Regions from separate parts of the Homo sapiens genome. Here region 2 is linked to region 1. The links are chromatin loops, found by intact Hi-C in ENCODE. Cell type or tissue: heart right ventricle. All regions are shown on one strand. Each heading gives the region's core, and the rest is flanking DNA. Links, peaks and the distances in the headings are about the cores only.

Region 1 (9,549 bases), core at 4,502-7,001:
ACTGCCCATATCCTGTTCCATTGTTGCTCATAGGGCTATAGTTTAATTCAGGGTGGTGTGGAGATCAGCCTCGACAGTAAATTGTGATGATTAAGCCAATATACCAGTCCTGAACCCTGATTTTCCAGCATTCCTTGTAGCAAGTGTGGCCCTGTGACCTACTTCTGGCCAGTGAGACCTGAGAATAAGTCCACTGGGATGGGAGTGAGGTTGCTGGGAAAGCATTTATTGTCTCTATAAAGCCTGACAACTGAGCTTGTCAGTACCCTCCCTTGCTTTCCCATTCTTTCTGCCTTGAATGCTGATAAGATGCCTGGATGTACAGCAGCCTTCATGTCACCATGAGGTGACAAGCATGAAGGAAAGTCCAAGAGCCTCAGAGATACCTGCCCTGAGGTTGTTTTCAAGCCAACACCTGCAGCCCTGGGCCTTCCAACTCCTTTCTTTTTGTTGAATCCACTGTTAGGTAGGTTTTCTGTTACTTAAAGCTGAATGGACTGTTAAATTAAGCAGATATGAAGACGCAGATGTTATGAGCCTTTTCCTCATTATTGTGACAGCCTTATACATGTCCTTGATATTCAGTATGACCTTTATCTTGTGTGAAAACAGTCTTTGAAAAGAAAGCTCTAACTTATATTAAAAGTTGTTCACAGTTCAAAGTGATGAGTTGTGGAGTTGTGGACTTGGAAATGTAATTTTCAAAATAAATGAACTCCTCTGTGTGAACTTGCTGTAGCAAGTACCGTGGAGATATACTTCATGGGCAGTATCTTCCTTATGGCCTTTTTTATGATACTCTTAGTTTTCTGGTGAACTATATTGTGTGTATTTATGGCTTTATAGGAAACTATAGCAGTACTGGGGTAATAGCATAAATAGTCTGATTTCTTGAAAATGTTAAGCTCCAACAGGCTTTATTGGATTTCAGGGTAATGGTATTATTAAATTTTTTGCCACTTTTCAAACTTCTTGTGGCTGAGTTCCAAGCTGCTGCTTTTAAGAAATTTGGGGGCTGGTTCTGTTCATTTATAGAAAAAAGTTATCCTGGAATTTTCTATTGCTAAATTGAGGGGTAGGGAGAAATAATTTAACTTTTTTTTTTTTTAACTGCCTTGGATTTGGGTATAACACTCAGGATTACTTTCCACATGGAAGGTAGAAATGGCTTTGCAATATGTATCATGGAGATAATATAAGGTATGAAATGAAAATTGTCGTCTCTAGTTTATTGGGAAAAAAACTAGAAGTCATAGGGTCATCAAATTGTAAAGAGAAAAGAATTTTGCACATCATATAGTAAAATTTCACTTTTTTCCCTAGCCTTGGAAACTTGAGACCTGGAATGCTTTCAGTTATTCATTTAAAAAATAAAAATATGTGCAGTTACCCTATGTATCCTCTTCTTTAATGAAAAATTTTTCCAGCTGGGCACGGTGGCCTACGCCTGTAATCCCAGCACTTTGGAAGGCCAAGGCGGGTGGATCAGTTGAGGTCAGGAGTTTGAGACCAGCCTGGCCAACATGGTGAAACCCCGTCACTACCAAAAATATAAAAAATTGGCCCAGTGCAGTGGCTGGTGCCTGTAATCCCAGCTACTCAGGAGGCTGAGGCAGAAGAATCGCTTGAACCCAGGAGGCAGAGGTTGCAAGCCGAGATCACGCCACTGCACTCCAGCTGGGTGACAGAGTGAGACTGTCTCAAAAAAAAAAAAAAGAAGAAAGAAAGAAAGAAAAATTGTCCCAAAGGAACGAGAAACACTGTATAACCCCAAGAACCTTGACAAGAAGGCTTTTTAAGTCACTTGTTTCAACTACCTCATTTTACCGAGAGGAAGGGTTACTGCTTTAAGGTAGACCAGCCAATTAGCCCTTGGGCAGGTAGGAACAGGACCACAGAAACTGTTAGGTGTGTTAACATCCTCAGTGCTGTTGCTGGAATTCACGATGGCAGTATCTTATGTGGGATCAGTGCTTGATCTTGTCTACGAGAGCTGTGAGGGTTTGACAGACACTGATATGACACGGCATCCCAGGCAGAACAAATGGAAGAGGCTTGTGAGTGGGAGATGTTCAGTAACTTCAGTATAGAGTGAGGCACTGGTGTGGTGCCCTGCTTGGGATCAGGTAGGAGAAGAACGGCTTATGTCCATGCAGATTAGGGACAAGTTGGGGTTAGTTTGACCCATTTGGGACAGAATATAGAGGGTCATAAGAGCCTATCAGTGAAGTGAGATTTTGTTTTGGTATGTATGTATGTATGTATGTATGTATGTATGTATTTTTGTACAGACAAGGTCTTGCTATGTTGCCCAGGCTGATCTCCAACTCCTGTCCTCCAGTGATCCTCCTTCCTCAGCCTCTAAACGTGCTGGGATTACAGGCATGACCTACCATGCCTGGCCCAAGTGAGATTTTATTTGGTAACCAGTGAAAAGCTTTAAGAATATTCATGTTGGTGACAGTTAACACTTACACAGCAATTACTGTGTGCCATCACCATTCTGAGTGCTTTACACACACTCTCCTATTTAATTCCCACAACAGACATTTGGTATAGATATTCTCATTATCTCCATTTTACAGTGGAGGAAACGGAGGTTAGCTGACTTACCTAAAGAGACACTCAAAGGAAGCAGTGGAGATGGAATTCAAACCGGGGTGGCCCAGCTCCAGGGTCCTGGCTGTTGATAGCTTGGAGCGTGTATATGTGGTGGTGATAAAGGTGGTAGATGCTCTTAGGAAGGCAGCTCTGCGGGAGAGTACAGTTGGATTGGCATGAGGGCAGACAGGTAATGAGAATATCGACTGTAGGCCTTCGGGACGGTTAATAAGAGCCTGGCCTAGAGGCGACCGTGGAAATGAAAGGATGAGAATTCACATGTTACTAGCTTCAGAGGATGGATTAGTGCCAGGTTTCTGACTGGTCATGGGGCAAGGAAGGGATGGAGTCAGAAATGTCTGGGATATTGCTTGAATGTCCACCTAACCCAGTTAGGGAAGTTGAGAGAAGATTTGGTGGGAGAGTGATGATTTATTTTTACAGAGCCCTGTTTTCCTACTTTGTGACCAACTAGTGCAGTGGTTCTTAACCTGGGACTCTGGGGAAAACTGTCTAGAAAAGAGATCCATGTAAGTGTGTCCTAACAGATTTCTGTGAGTTTTTGGAGTCTGCCAAGCTCACATGTTGTTTTAGCATGGCCTTGGGCCCACAGAAGGTCTCCAGTGTTTTGAGGCAGTTTGTGGCTGAGGCACTTAGAATTCTATGGTGGCTTGTCCCCTTCCCAGCTTAAGAATCTGTGGGTGTGAGCTCAGGAGGAGGGGATGGGTGTGTGTCTGCATTTTAGAGACCCGCCTTTGTTTTAGCTTCCCTGGCCCTGATTCCTGACTTCCGCTTTCCTTCCTGCCCTTAAGTTCTGTTGAGGAAAGCAGGAGACTGTAGCTGGAGATAGAGGAGGTCCTTGGTGTTTCTTTGTGAACTTGCATCCTGTGTCGAGGGAAACACCCTGTTCCTGGTGGTGGCCTCCGGGCTCAACTCTTCCTGCTGCCGCCTTTCTGAGAAATGTGACCCTGGCCAGGTATGTCTTCTTGGAGGCTTCTAAATGCAGGTCCCAGCTGAAGGGCTGAGAAGGAACAGCAGGTTGTTCCAGGATAAGTAGCTGATACCTTTGTGGAAAAAAATCCTGACGTGGATGAGAGAACGTAGAGCTTGACAATTTGGACTTCTGTTTCATGACCATTTCTCCCTTTCTCTTTCCTTCCTCTTCTCCTTCCATTCCTTCTCCCTCCCTCTTCCTTATTTCTTATTAGAAGAGTTGCTAATTGTGCATGGTTAGTAACTGTGACTGTACCTATTTTTATCTTCGACTATGGTTTTCAGGCTTGATTTTCCAGGGAAAGGTAACATTGGCAACTTGCAGGTGACGTGTGGAATTTGTAGGAATGGCTACATAGGAAAGATGAAGGGAACTAGAAGTCTTGGCTACCCCTGTCCTCCAACCCCTTAAAACCCTCTGGAAAAACAATATGCATGTGTGAATTTGAATCCTACTTCAGTCACCAGCAGAATGTCCATGCGTGTGCCAGTTCCCTAATCTCTCATCTGTAAAATGGGGATGGTGATATTTACTTCTTTCCCAAAGGGTGTTGTGACACACAAATGAGGCAGCATATGTGAAGGAATTCTAAGCATCTCTCTTATCTCCTTGTTCCTGTCTAATTAAAAGTTTCTGTATTGTACCTTGGAATGATCCCAGAAATACTAGGAGGGAGGGAGAATCTAAGTGCTATATTAAATTGCTTTTTGTATGTTTATTCCATTTCTACATAGTAACCATGTGAGGTAAATATTTTTATTTTTATTTTTATTTTTTTTTATTGATCATTCTTGGGTGTTTCTCGCAGAGGGGGATTTGGCAGGGTCATAGGACAATAGTGGAGGGAAGGTCAGCAGATAAACAAGTGAACACAGGTCTCTGGTTTTCCTAGGCAGAGGACCCTGTGGCCTTCCGCAGTGTTTGTGTCCCTGGGTACTTGAGATTAGGGAGTGGTGATGACTCTTAACGAGCATGCTGCCTTCAAGCATCTGTTTAACAAAGCACATCTTGCACCACCCTTAATCCATTTAACCCTGAGTGGACATAGCACATGTTTCAGAGAGCACCGGGTTGGGGGTAAGGCATCCCAAGGCAGAAGAATTTTTCTTAGTACAGAACAAAATGGAGTCTCCCATGTCTACTTCTCTCTACACAGACACAGCAACAATCTGATTTCTGTATCTTTTCCCCACATTTCCCCCTTTTCTATTAGACAAAACCGCCATCGTCATCATGGCCCGTTCTCAATGAGCTGTTGGGTACACCTCCCAGACGGGGTGGTGGCCGGGCAGAGGGGCTCCTCACTTACCAGAAGGGGCGGTTGGGCAGAGGCGCCCCCCACCTCCCTCCCGGACGGGGCGGCTGGCCGGGCGGGGGCTGGCCCCCACCTCCCTCCCGGACGGGGCGGCTGGCCGGGCGGGGGCTGCCCCCCACCTCCCTCGCGGAGGGGTTGGCTGGCCGGGCGGGGCTGTCCCCCATCTCCTTCCCGGAGGGGAGGGCTGGCTGGGCGGGGGCTGACCCCCCACCTCCCGGACGGGGCGGCTGCCGGTCGGAGACGCTCCTCACTTCTCCGACGGGGCGGCTGCCGGGCAGAGGGGCTCCTCACTTCTCCGACGGGGCGGCCGGGCAGAGACGCTCCTCACCTCCCAGACGGGGTCGCGGCTGGGCAGAGGCGCTCCTCACATCCCAGACGGGGCGGCGGGGCAGAGGCGCTCCCCACATCTCAGACGATGGGCGGCCGGGCAGAGGGGCTCCTCACATCTCAGACGATGGGCGGCCAGGCAGAGACGCTCCTCACTTCCCAGACGGGGTGGCGGCCGGGCAGAGGCTGCAATCTCGGCACTTTGGGAGGCCAAGGCAGGCTGCTGGGAGGTGGATGTTGTAGCTAGCCGAGATCACGCCACTGCACTCCAGCCTGGGTAACATTGAGCACTGAGTGAACGAGACTCCGTCTGCAATCCCGGCACCGAGGCTGGTAGATCACTCACGGTTAGGAGCTGGAGACCAGCCCGGCCAACACAGCGAAACCCTGTCTCCACCAAAAAAATACGAAAACTAGTCCGGCGTGGCAGCGCGCGCCTGCAATCGCAGGCACTCTGCAGGCTGAGGCAGGAGAATCAGGCAGGGAGGTTGCAGTGAGCCGAGTTGGCAGCAGTACAGTCCAGCTTCCGCTCGGCATCAGAGGGAGACCGTGGAAGGAGAGGGAGAGGGAGACCGTAGGGGAGACGGGAGGGAGAGGGAGGGGGAGGGGGAGGGATAGGGAGAGGGAGAATATTTTTATTTTTTGAGAGGAGAGAACTGAGGTTCAGAGAGGTTTAAAACAAAATAGCTTCACCACCTGCTACATATGTGGCAGTTATTTACTATCTTGCTGCCTGTTATGACATCTATAAAATGAGGATAATAATAGTTTTCTCTCCATGGAGTGGTTATAAGGATTGAAGTGGTTAATATATATGAAGTCTTAACACATAATGCCTGGTAAATAGTGTGATTGATATATTAGCAGTTACGGGGTGAGTGTCTCTTATACAAGATGTTTGCGACCAGAAGTATTTTGGATTTCATATTTTTGTTTTTGGATTTTGCAGTGTTTGCATTATACTTAGCAGTTGAACATCCCAAACCCAAAACTCCAAAATCTGAAATGCTCCAAAATTTAAACTTTTGGAGCACTGACATGATTCTCAAAGGAAATGCTCATTGGAGCCTTTTGGATTTCAGATTTTTGGATTTGGGATGCTCAACTGGTGTTATCATTAAGAAAACTGCCAAATGTCTTCTAGGCCACTGTTTGGTGAAATCTGGATTGGCTCATATGTATAATATGTTGAAATGGGATTTCACTATAATTTTCTAAACTAAGAGTGGATTTGGTTTTTGTGCAGAAGGATTGAGGAAGTGATGTTAGACATATCACAAAAACTTAAAAGAGATTTAGAGAATGTGGGGAAAAGAGGAGAGATCCAGGGATAATTAGGAGGCAGGTCCAAAGGTAAGCTCTGTGTTGCTGCTGAGATGTGGTTGAAGAGAAACCATGAGTTGGTTCCTTGGTTATGATACTTAACCTTCTCTTGGAACCATCAGATCAGAGATAGATAAACTCAGCAAATGAGGTCTTTGGAGTCGCCATGTTACCAGCTTCATCCCACTTTCTACTTCCTGGAAGAGACAGTGGAGTAGAATGTTAAACTAAGGATTCTGGGATCGTTAGACCAGGATTGGAGCCTGGGCTCTGCTGCTTTTCAACGTCCCAATGTTATGCAAGTTTGTTAACCTTGCTACAGCTTGGTGTCCTTCTGTGTGAAACAAGGAGCATCATGGTGCCAGCATTCTAGGATTTATGTGAGAAATGAAAGGGATCATGAACACTCTTTGTATTTAGCCCAAAGGAAGCCCTCAACAAATGTTAGATACTTAATATTACCTGGAGCCCTATCCCTGTGGGCTTTGGTTAGGCCCCATAGGCAAGCCACAAGTGGCAATATTTGGGGGCAGTACCCTTTCTGTATAAATCCTGACTATAACAATAAAAGACTTGTACCTCCTGTCCCTGTTTCAGTTAACAATCTCTGGCATAGAATCTTTGAGTTTCCTTTGAGATACTTTTATCTGCCTCTCTTTTCTCTCAAAAAGCACCTTAGACCTTATAGGAGAACAGAAATGGAGTATCGAGTACCTTACAGTTGGAGTAGAACAGAAATTTTTTCATCTTCTACTGAGTTCAAAATACCTCATTCCCCTTACTCCAGTTTTTAATTTGCTGCACAGTAGGACCTTTATATCTAGCAATGGAGCTACTTAAACAAAATTACATTATAAACCAACAATTTTGCAATTCTGTTCTGTGCTATACAGAGATTTTCCTCTTTATCTCAACTGTTCTCACTACCAAGGCAGGCTAGGGGAATGAATGATGAGTTTTTCTAAGAAAAATTAACAGGTGACAAAATTGAACCAGGTTCATCAGAATCACAGATCAAGAACACAAATCCCATGTGTCCTGACTCCCCACTCCAGTGCTCTTTCAGAAAGGCCGTGTTACCCCTCAGCCTTCCTTCCCACCCCTGTGAATAGAGCCTGCCAGGGTGTTGCATGCTGCCTGGGAGGCAGCTGCCCTTGGGACGGCTTCCCTTGCTGATGTAGACCTTACCAAATGACCTGTGTCAGCCTCATGGGGAACCGTGAGATCCTTTAAAAAAAATCATGCATTCTTCTTCAGAGGAAAAAAATCTTCCTTGGCCCATTTAGCAAGATCCTTGCTCCTTAGTTTCCTTTAATTATCTTGATTTTTTTTTTTAAACTGGAGAAGACCATCTGCTTTATGAGGCAGTTCATCTCTTATGTTTTCTCTAATAGGTCTTTGAAGGCCCAGTTAAGCATATTAAGGCTTCATCTCATTCTTGTTTGGGATCATTTTGTTTGGTGATTTTAAGTCACTGCCACTGGCATCTCTTGGTTGTATATTTGAGATACCTTGCAGTGTAGATTTTACGAAGAGATGTTATCTTTGTTCCATGAATTGCAGGCTCTGTGAGCCATTTTCCATATAGTGCCAAACTATCACAACAGGATTCTTTGCTTTTTAAATTCCTTCCTCTCACTACAAGAAGTCCTATTAACATGTTTTCTGAGCTATAGAGTAAAATCTGTCAAATATAGCATGGAAAGCAGATGGGTGGTTGCTGTCATCCTTTTCACAAACTCTAAACCTAGTCTTTCTTAGTAAAACTCAGCTTTGTCACCTTCTTTTACCCCAGAGTTTTCATTTACGAATAGAAGACGTATGTGAGGGAGAGGGCACTTCTTTATTGTTTTTTTAAAGATATATGGTATCTATATACCCAGCTTCATATACAAACCTTTTTTTAAAAATTAAAAATCTTTGTCTCTGAATATAAAAATGTTTCATGCTCATTATTAAAAAAAACTTAGAAAAATAGCAACTTATAAAACATCAGAAGGCCATTTTCTAAATCCTGTCACCCGGAGATTACCACTATGAACATTTTGATGAACTCTTCTATTCATTCCTTTAGCAGTGATTTCTTGAACATCTGCTATGTGCCAGGCACTAGGAATATGCTAATGAATGAAACGGACATAGTCTCTGTCCTCATACAGGGAGCGAGAGAAAGACATTAAATAAATTATAGAAATTATATAAATAAGACATTTTATAAAAGTACAGAACATTAACAAAGTTAGATCCCATACAAACTTTTTAAGAAAGAAATAGAGTAAAATCCCTACTGACAATGAAAACATACCAGAAGACACGCTCAATTAGAAATGATTAAGACTGCCAGGCACGGTGGCTCACACCTGTAATCCCAGCACTTTGGGAGGCTGAGGCGGGTGGATCACGAGGTCAGGAGATTGAGGCTATCCTGGCTAACGCGGTGAAACCCCGTCTCTACTAAAAATACAAAAATTAGCTGGGCTTGGTGGTGGGTGCCTGTAGTCCCAGCTACTTGGTAGGCTGAGTCAGGAGAATGGCGTGAACATGGGAGGCGGAGCTTGCAGTGAGCCGAGATCACGCCACTGCACTCCAGCCTGGGCAACAGAGCGAGACTCCATCTCAAAAAAACAAAACAAAACAAAAAAATGATTAAAATCATAATATTCTATTTCAAAATAATTAAAAGAGATTATTACAAAATTATACAGGAGATGAAAGAGCAGCGTAAGTCTGAATTAGCAAAACTCAGAGACAAGGAGACAGAACTCAAGAAAGAATTAGAAATTAAAAAAAATCATCTTAGAAATAAATTCAAAATTGGAAGGAGCACAAAATCAACTAAATACTACAAATACTGACCTAAGAGAAATAGAAGGTGAAAAGGAGGAAAAAGTTAAAAATCCAAAGGAAATGAAGAAAGAAGTAAAATTTGGGAAAAGTTGACAAATAATGAAGATAGACAAAGCAGATCCAACATACAGGTAATAGGAGA
Region 2 (9,549 bases), core at 3,052-5,551, 50 kb after region 1:
AAGTGTGGAAATGGTAGAAAAACATGATAAAAATAAAAGATAAAAACATGATAAAGACATGGCAAAGCTTAATATTTAGTAGTATGGCTCAGTTCTGGAGGGTGGCATAGTTGAGGGGTGCTGGCATATGGAAATGGCTTTATTCCTTTGATCAAAGCTTAGAAACAGACAGACAAGACTATCAGTAATAGCCATGTTTTTCTTATGTTAGTTCAAGAGACATTTATTTCTTAGGAAACATAGGATTTTATTAAGGAGCTATGCAGAATATAAAATAAAAGGATATGACTCTGACTTTAGGGCACTACAAAGGCAATATGATGCCATAAAGCATCAGAGATCACAAACAGCAATACTGAAGAACGCACAAACTCACAGGCAGATTTTGTTCCATGGACAGTGTTACAGAAAATGCTTAATTAGATGCCAGTGCTTAGAAATTGAGATATTTTACATAAAAATAGAGGACCTCTCATTCCTCTTGTAAATTCAGAAATCTCACAATGCTGAGCTCAAATGCCAAAGAGACAACAGTCAGCAGCAGCCCCTTTAGATGGGTCCTGTCCCCTCCAGCTCAAGGCATTGAGCTTGCAGCCCCCTGCTCCCACTATCAATGGACTTAGCCATTGTATACACATGGAACTGTTACGGTAGAAGAACCAGGCTAATGTTGATCTTGCCTGTTACAGCTGCATACAAGTGTGATGCCATAGTAGCAGCATCCTTGGATCTACAGTCTTCTTTTAATCATAGTCATCCTAGTCTCAGTCCCTTGCCTTCTGGTAGAATCAAAGTGTGACATGAACTGTTAAGCAAAACGTGCTTGAAATTTCTAAAGACATCTCTAGATGACTTCTCAGAGTCTTCCATCTGTTAATCTGGTTAAGAAGAGGGAAAACATTAGCTTTTCAAAACCTAGGATGTGGGTGGTTCATAAATTTTGTGCTCAAGTCTGACTCAGTTAATATGCCCAGTTTGCTTTCATAAATGTGGGGGTAGTTACCAGTTACCCTTGTAATTTATTTATTGTGTTTCCTCATTAGAACCCTTGGGTGCAAAACAGTGAGATAAAAGCTTCATATTCAAACAGATTTGACTGGAAAAATCAAATAATTTGACTATTAGAAAACCATATATGGTTAGCATTCCATGTGGAATGGTCAGAAAGTGAGAGAATGAGATGACCCCAGCCATTGGTGTTGGTACCTAAGAGGTGAGCTGATGCTTATTGTGTGTAAGCTTTTGTCTTTTTCTTTTTCTTTTTCTTTTTTTTTTTTTGAGGCGGAGTCTCACTCTGTCACCCAGGCTGGAGTGCAGTGGCGCGATTTCGGCTCACTGCAAGCTCTGCCTCCCGGGTTCAAGCGATTCTTCTGCCTCAGCCTCCCCAGTAGCTGGAATTACAGGCACATACCACCATGCCCGGCTAATTTCTGTATTTTTAGTAGAGGCAGAGTTTCACCAGGTTGGCCAGGCTGGTCTTGAACTCCCGACCGTAGGTGATCCGCCTGCCTTGGCCTCCCAAAGTGCTGGGATTACAGGCGTGAGCCACCACGCCCAGCCTGTCTTTTTCTTGAGCTTTTCATAGACTTACTCTTGAATATAATTGGATTTCATCCTCACAAAAATTCATCCTTAGTATAATTAGATGTTGTTAGTTGATATTTTTCTCCCTGCGTGTTACTTGAAGAATTCTTCATATAGAACTACACTGAATTGGTATATCTGGGATATCATAAAGGTAGATCTTTATCCTATAAATGGCTTGTTGGAGAAGCTGGTTTTGTTGTGTTGTTTATTACCAGAACATGTTTTCTCATATACATGATGGTGTATGTGATGGTTAAGGTATACAAGGTGGTTTGCCCATGAAAGTCTATTTAATCTCTAACAGACATGAAGAGTGTTATTAATAGAACCTTTCCCCAAAATGTTGTAGGGGAAAATGTCCCAGTTCCATGTGGAATTGTCAGAAAGTGAGAATGGAGATGACTCCAACTCCATGCCATTGGGAAGGGGCTGATGGGAAGTGTACCAAAGGAAGTTCAAGAACTGATGGAGGCCTCTAGGGATACTTCTCAGTAATGGACTAGCTCTGCAGTTCCTGCTTTGCTTTACAGTGGGGGACCTCTGACCAGTGTTTCCATTCATCCCTTGCTCTCTGTGGACAAAGAAGCTATTCCACAGCCTGTGCTCTTCCCTTTCTCCAGAACAAGCCTCAGCCTCTTCCAGGATTTCAAAGTGGCTTTCGTCTTTTAGTTGATGTCCTATCTCTCTCTCTGTCTCCTTTTTTTTTTAACTTTGTGTGCTTGGAACAAGGGCCCCAAGTTAGAGAATGGACTCTATGCAGAACACATCAGAGAGAAGCCGTTTCATCTCAGGCTCATTATATCTTTAATGGAAGATTATTGGATTGGTAATAATCTGGAATGTGATATGTTAACCTTAAACCACTCACAGAGTTCCTTGCAGTCCATGAATGTCTCTTATATGCTAGGAACTGAGTTTAGTGCTCTGGACGATTTCAAAATTGAGGGACAATATTTCCATCAGGGAACTCATGGGTTCCTTCTTCAAGATTCAACTCTGATGACATTTACCACTTTCTGTGGTTTAGGGTCAGACATCCTGCTTGTTCTAGCTCCATCACTTGCTTAACCTGTGAGCTCCAGGTTCCTTAATCTCTAAAATGAGAATAGTAATAGTAGTAATCTGCTTTATAAGATTGTCACATATAGCCCTTGGTACAACAGCTGGACCACAGAAAGCATTTTTTGAAATGTTAGCTGTCACTAGAATTACTGCCTTATTTCTCCTAGGAGAAGGAAAGTTTCCCAGGATCTAGGCCAGTTTGACTTTGCCCTTTTTAAATATTTATTTATTTATTTATTTATTTAGAGACAGGGTCTCACTCTGTTGCCCAGGCTGGTGTGCAGTGGCGTAATCACGGTTCACTGCAGCCTCAGCCTCCCTGGACTCAGGTGATCCCCCTACCTCAGCCTTCTGAGTAACTGTGACTACGGGTGCACACCACCACACCTGGCTAATTTATACACACACACACACACACACACACACACACACACACATACACACATATATATACATATACATACACACACACACACGTTTGTTTTTTTTTTGTAAATACGGGGTTTTACCATGTTGTCCAGGCTGTTCTCAAACTCCTGGGCTCAACGGCCTCTCAAAGTGCTAGGATTATAGATGTGAACCACTGTTCCCTGCCTTTTTTTTGTTAAGCCCCAGAAATAAGTTCTTACAATAGGTATTTATGTTTGAATGATTAGCACGACAATTAAACAATTATTTATACTAGTGGTAGAACAAATTCAAGGTAATAGCGTACCTCCAAGAAGTTCACAATAGTTAGGGAGATGCATAAATCCTTTGCTTCTCAAACTATGCAGGAGTATGCCCTTGGGATCTTACTGAAATGCAGACACTGATTCAGTAGGTCTGGGTTGGGACCTGAGATTCTGCATTTTAAAAATTCTAATTTTCAGTTGTAGAAATTTGCATTTTAAATAAACTCTCAGGTGATATTGATACCCCTGTTGCTTAGACACTTGAGTGGTGAAACTGAACTGTAAGCTGCAGAAAGAAGGAATCCAATCTTTGTTCCCTGCCATATCCTTAGTGCCTAGAATAAACAGTGCCCAGGACATTCTTCTTATTTTTACTGATTTACTTTTGAGACAGGTTGTCTGTCACTCTTTGCCCAGGCTAGAGTCCAGTGGTGCAGTCACAGCTCACTGCAGCCTCAACCTACTGGGCTCAAATGGTCCTCCCACTTCATTTCCTGAGTAGCTGGGACCACAGGTACATACCACCAGACCTGGCTGTTTTTTAATTTTTAATTTGTAGAGACAGGGTCTCCCTATATTGCCCAGGCTGGTTTCGAACTCCTGAGCTCAAGCAATCCTCCTGTCTCAGCCTCCCAGAGTACTGGGATACAGGTGTGATGCAGAGTAGTAGGATACTGTATCTCAGGATACCTGGCTCCTGAGACATTCCGGTGTTCAATAAATATTGTGGAATAAATATAATTACCTCAAAATATAGTAGTCCTTGTTCACAGTTTCACTTTCTGTGGCTTCAGTTACCTGCAATACACCGAGGTTGGAAAAAATTCCATGGAAAATTCTAGAAATAAACTATAAGTTTTAAGCTGCACACCGTTCTCGGTAGCGCAATAAAATCTTGTGCCATCCTGCTTCATCCCGCCCAGGATGTGAGTCATTGCTTTGTCCTGCACACCCATCCTGCCTATGAAACCGACCTGTGAGTTGCTTAGTAGCCGTCTGTCTCTGTTTCCAGATCAGCTGTTGTAGCATTGCAGTGCTTGTGCTCAAGTCACCCTTATTTTACTTAATAATGACCCAAAGCACAAGAGGAGTGACGCTGGCAATTTAGATATGCCAAAGAAAAGCTGTAAAGTGATGTTGTTTTATGTATTTGAAAATCTCTTTAATGTACGGCTTCATCAAAGGCAGCTGAATTTGCTTATCTGCCTTTATCCTTAGTGTATCTCAGTAAATTTGGTTTTGGTTGAAGTAGGTAAAGAAAACCCTGCTGGCCTAATACAGATACATAGGTTAAAAAGGGACGACTATTTTAATAGTTGTTCAGGCAATTGTGGATATTCTTTTTTGATGTTACACCAAAATTCCATAATTTCTAATTTCTTAAAGATTAGTTTTAATGTGGAATCTGAAATGATAATAATAAGCTTGTTTGCACTCTTATATTAAAATCTATTGGTCTGTCATACATTTTGAGTGGATATTTATCCATACATAATTTTATAACATCATGCGTTGGTTATTTGGAACATATTGGTTCAGTGAGTTATGAAGATCTTCCAAATGTTGAAACATTTCATTATGCAATATGAAAATATTACATCTGTGAATCTTAACCATCTCATTAGAAAAGTCTTCCATTATTGGGAAGCTGTCAAGCTCACTGTGATAGATACAAGTTTTCCAAAATTCTGATTTTTGCTTAAAAGCTTGCATTTGATCATTGCCAACAAATAGTGTCAGTTGTTTTCCTTGAAGTGACAGGTCCACCTCATTTATTTTTGTGAAAATGTCTACCCAATACCCAAATTTGAATAACCATAGTTTGTCTGTCAGTTGTTCTTTCACGTAAATGAGGTATTGTGTGGAGAAGCAGCTAGTTCAACTTGCAACTCAATCACGTGTACTTTTCCTTGAAATGACAGCCCTACTTCAGTATGCCATGGAAGCACTTTATGTGTACCTTCATTAAAAACATAATACTTTGGGGTTGAGATTTAATAAAATTAATAATTTTTACCGCTTCAAGGACGTTATTACATTGGGGAACACAATAACCACTAATATAGCTTATGCTACTGTCTTGCTTCATGCTGAGATGCCAGCAATGTTATCATTTATTTTTTGTGCCCTATCACTTAAATGTCAACACAGTGAAAAGGGTTGTAAATAACATCTGAGTGTTATGAAAATAGCTTCAATCTCTGAGACTCCTCGAAGTTCCCTTTGGGAACTTCTGCTCTAGGTATGAGGATCAGTGCTCTTAGCAATTTGGTTGGAAAGAAGAGTCTTTGAAGAATGATAACTGTGAGAGAGAAAGTCAAATAGGTAGGTAGAGGCCAGAGAATGTGCTAATGTACTTAACTGACCTTGCTTTTGTTAATGAAACATGAGTGATGCTTATGAGAAAAGGAATGCCCTTTGTAAGGTAGAGTTTAAAGAAAGTATATCTGATATTGGTGGCTAGAATATGTTTGTGGGGTAAAGTGTTAATGTTGCTGAAACACCAGAGGTTTGGTCTAGGACCTGCTGCTTGACGCACAGAAAGCCATTTAATGAGATGAGTATTGCCAAGTAAGAAGGCTTTAATCGGGTGCTGCAGCTGAGGAGATGGGAAATCAGTCTCAAATGCATCTCCCCGACACACTAAACTTAGGGGTTTATATAGTAGGGAAGAAATGTAACCACATGTGGGAAAACAGGAATTAGGGAGGTGTAAGGAAGAGGAGCTGGTCAACAGGAAGCAGGTGGTTGGATAGGCAATCATGATAGGTGAGGGTGAGGGGTCTGGCATCTCATTGTCCATATGCAGCGGTCATGTAAGTTTCAGCTCCTTCATGCTATCTGGGAGGCTTGATGGTTGAGTTCCTGAAAAAGGAACTCAGCTAAGACAAAAGTAACTTTTTCAAGTTTTAAGACTGGGAGGATCAATTTCTATGTTTATTCAAAGAAACCATAAATATCAGCACTGTGGGACAATTGGGTCAGTTTCAAAAGGAGGCAGGTGATTATGAGAGTTTTACAGTAATTTGTTTAGATTATGAGGACTGGACAAGATTAGTAGTTTTAAAAATAGAGTGGAAGTAGAGGAAAGGATGAATCTCTAGAATTTAGTGATTGATTGGATGTGGGTGGAGAGGGAGTGAGTAGAATCAAATATGTCAGATTTTCAAGTTGAAGACTAAGAAAATGTTAGTTTTCAGAAATAGTAGAGATGGGAGGAGGAGCTAATTGTTGGAGAAAGATGATGTGTTTGATTTTAGACATGTCAGTTGAGATGATGTGGGAATAATAGCCAAGGACTGACATCCTCAAGATAGAGTTGTCGTTTTTAGGGAGAAGTCAGAGAGATTCAGACTTTGTCACCTGGACACCAAATTTCTGCACCCTGTCTGGGACTCGTGTATGTCCTTTATTTTAACCAAGATTCAGAGGGGTGATCAGATGAGGATGGGGTGGAAACATGGGTGGCTTAAACAGATTGGGTGTTATTAGAGAACTGCCTTAAAAAACAAAACAAACAAACAAAAACAGTGAAATACTTATAATGGTTTAACCAGTCTTCGTTTTTCCTCATCTTAAATATTAAATTCAACTTAGCCATAGTTCTAGAAAAATGGCTAGATATCTCATTCACCAATGAACTCTCAAATACAGTGATGACACATCCCATTTCTCTCATTTCTAGTTCTCTACAGTAAAGTGAAGGGGCCACTTGTAGAAAGACAAGCATGCTTGAGCACTCACAAACTGATGTTCAGAATCTCTGCCAAGTGAGACACTCAACAGATGTAACCTCAGTGAAATAACTGTGGCCAACAATCTAGCTAAGAGGCTCTAAAACCAGGCATTAAAAGCAGATCCATGGCGGGGCACGGTGGCTCACATCTGTAATCCCAGTATGTTGGGAGGCTTAGGCAGGAGGATCTCTTGAGGCCAGGAGTTCAACACCAGCCTGGGCAACATAGTGAGTCTCTGTTTCTGTTAAAAAAATGTTTAAGGGCTGGCACGGTGGCTCACACCTGTAATCCCCAGTACTTTGGGAGGGTGAGGCAGGAGGATTACTTAAGTCTAGGATTTCAAGACCAGCCTGGGCAACATGGCAAGACCCTGTCTCTGTAAAATTAAAAAATTAGCCAGACATAGTGGCACATGCTGGCGTCAGCTACGTAGGAGGCTGAGGTAGGAGGATTTAACTCAGGAAGTCGAGGCTGTAGTGAGCTGTGTTTGTGCCACTGCACTGCAGCCTGGGCAACAAAGTGAGTCTGTTTCAAAAAAAAAAAAAAATTTTTTTTTTTTAAACATTAGCCAGATATAGTGGCACATACCTGTGGTCCCAGCTACTCAGGATGCTAAGGCCAGAAGATCGCTTGACCCTGGCATTTGAAACTATGATGGTGCCACTACACTCCAGCCTGAGCAACAGAGCAAGACTCTGTCTCAAAAAAAAGATCCATTTCTGACGGATGGACTTATTAATCAACTTCTCGAGAAATACTAAAGCCAAAATAAGAAACACTGGAGCCAAAATAAGAATCTATTAATTTGTTATGAGAATTACCACTCTCCTAGGTGTTAGATTTCTTGGTACTGCATGTTCAGTGCACATTCTCAATGCCAGTGTATTATTTTCCAAATAGAAATAATTACTCAACTGCATAGGAAACCCAAGCATAAGCTTGTTTGCTTGGGGAACATGGTTTCAGCCAAAGGGGTGTTGGATGAATCAAATATTTAAATGGTCTCAGGCTGGGATAGTCTGAGGCGCGCTGTCCTTCTTTCCCTTGAGATGATGCTACTTGGGACCTAGAATCCTTGAAGTGCATTGCCTAAGAGTCCCTCTTCAGAGAAAAGGGAATGATTGCTTTTTTTTTTAAGGTACTTACATTTTTGATCAATACAATCTTTCTTAAGATACAGTAATATTTTCCTTCTTTATTTCTTTCCCTCCTTCCCTCCCTCCCTCCTTCTCTCTCTCCTTCCTTCCTTTTTCCTTTCTTCTTTTCTTTTCTTTTTTTTTTTTTCCGGAGTCTTGCTCTGTCGCCCCAGGCTGGAGTGTAGTGGCACAATCTTGACTCACTGCTACCTCCGCCTCCCAGGTTCAAGCGATTCTCCTCCCTCAGCTTCCCGAGTAGCTGGGACTATAGGCATGTGCCACCACGCCTGGCTAATATTTTGTATTTTTAGTAGAGATGGGGTTTCACCATGTTAGCCAGGATGGTGTCAATCTCTTGACCTCATGATCCTGCCCACCTCACCCTCCCAAAGTGCTGGGATTACAGGCATGAGTCACTGCACCCGGCCCAAGATACAGTAATATTTTCTACTGAGTTAAAGATAAGTCATACTATGTTTGGGAGACATCTTATCTCACTCTTACTCCATTTCTTGGTTTTGATCCATTGACTGATTCAACTATCATACTTTAACTTCAAGAGCAATCTTATTTTCTTCATTTGCAAGTCTTGGAGAAAATCTCGTTGCAGCTAGTAAGTTTGGCCTGTAGTCTGTCTGCATCAGAACTCCTAGGTGTTTCTTTTTTTTTTTTTTGAGATGAGTCTTGCTCTGTTGCCCAGGCTGGAGTGCAGTGGCGCGATCTCGGCTCACTGCAAGCTCCACCTCCCAGGTTCACGCCATTCTCCTTCCTCAGCCTCCCGAGTAGCTGGGACTACAGGCGCCCGCTACCGTGCCCGGCTAATTTTTTGTAATTTTTAGTAGAGACGGGGCTTCACCATTCACAGGATGGTCTTGATCTTCTGACCTTGTGATCTGCCTGCCTTGGCCTCCCAAAGTGCTGGGATTACAGGTGTGAGCTACCGCGCCCAGCCTCTCCTAGGTGTTTCTTTAAATGTAGATACCTGGGCCCTACCTGTGCCTTACAGACTCAGACGCAGGTAGTGGGTCTCAGGAACCTGCATTTTAACTTCCTCCTCTATGCATCATTTGAGAAGCATGGCTCAGATTCTGACACAGGAACTGCTTTAGTTAGGGCCTTCTGTTGTGTTTGAAGTGCTGTGTTCCTATTATAATGGATACTGATCTGGCTAACATTTAACAAGAATCACAGCCTTAATGAAAAACGTGGAAAACATTTATTTTCTTTTAAAAAATAATATTTTCTTTTGTTTTTGATAGAATCAAGTAGAAGTGGCCAGGCATGATGGCTTATGCTGTAATCCCAGCACTTTGGGAGGTTGAGGCAGGAGGATTGCTTGAGGCCAGGAGTTTG

What was found. A loop is a pair of places that touch in the nucleus more often than their neighbours do. Peaks named below come from ENCODE experiments on the same cell type or tissue, not always from the same donor. Only the 100,000 strongest peaks of a DNase experiment are listed, where the experiment ranks them.
Region 2: it touches region 1 in a loop (1.9-fold over the local background); 7 of 110 quality-filtered maps call a loop at or near these places.

What each region holds. Positions count from the first base shown.
Region 1 is chr4:41,044,941-41,054,489 of GRCh38, reverse strand. All of the region lies in intron 4 of APBB2 (amyloid beta precursor protein binding family B member 2), which reads left to right. Among named protein-coding and RNA genes, the nearest start is that of APBB2, 160 kb to the left of the region's middle. In heart right ventricle, for the core only: no CTCF peak of the experiment used is centred there; a DNase peak (open chromatin) is centred at 5,708; H3K4me3 peaks cover 1,315 bases; H3K27ac peaks cover 2,308 bases.
Region 2 is chr4:40,993,607-41,003,155 of GRCh38, reverse strand. The region is part of intron 6 of APBB2 (amyloid beta precursor protein binding family B member 2); the gene reads left to right. Among named protein-coding and RNA genes, the nearest start is that of APBB2, 220 kb to the left of the region's middle. In heart right ventricle, for the core only: no CTCF peak of the experiment used is centred there; a DNase peak (open chromatin) is centred at 4,261; H3K4me3 peaks cover 587 bases; H3K27ac peaks cover 1,102 bases.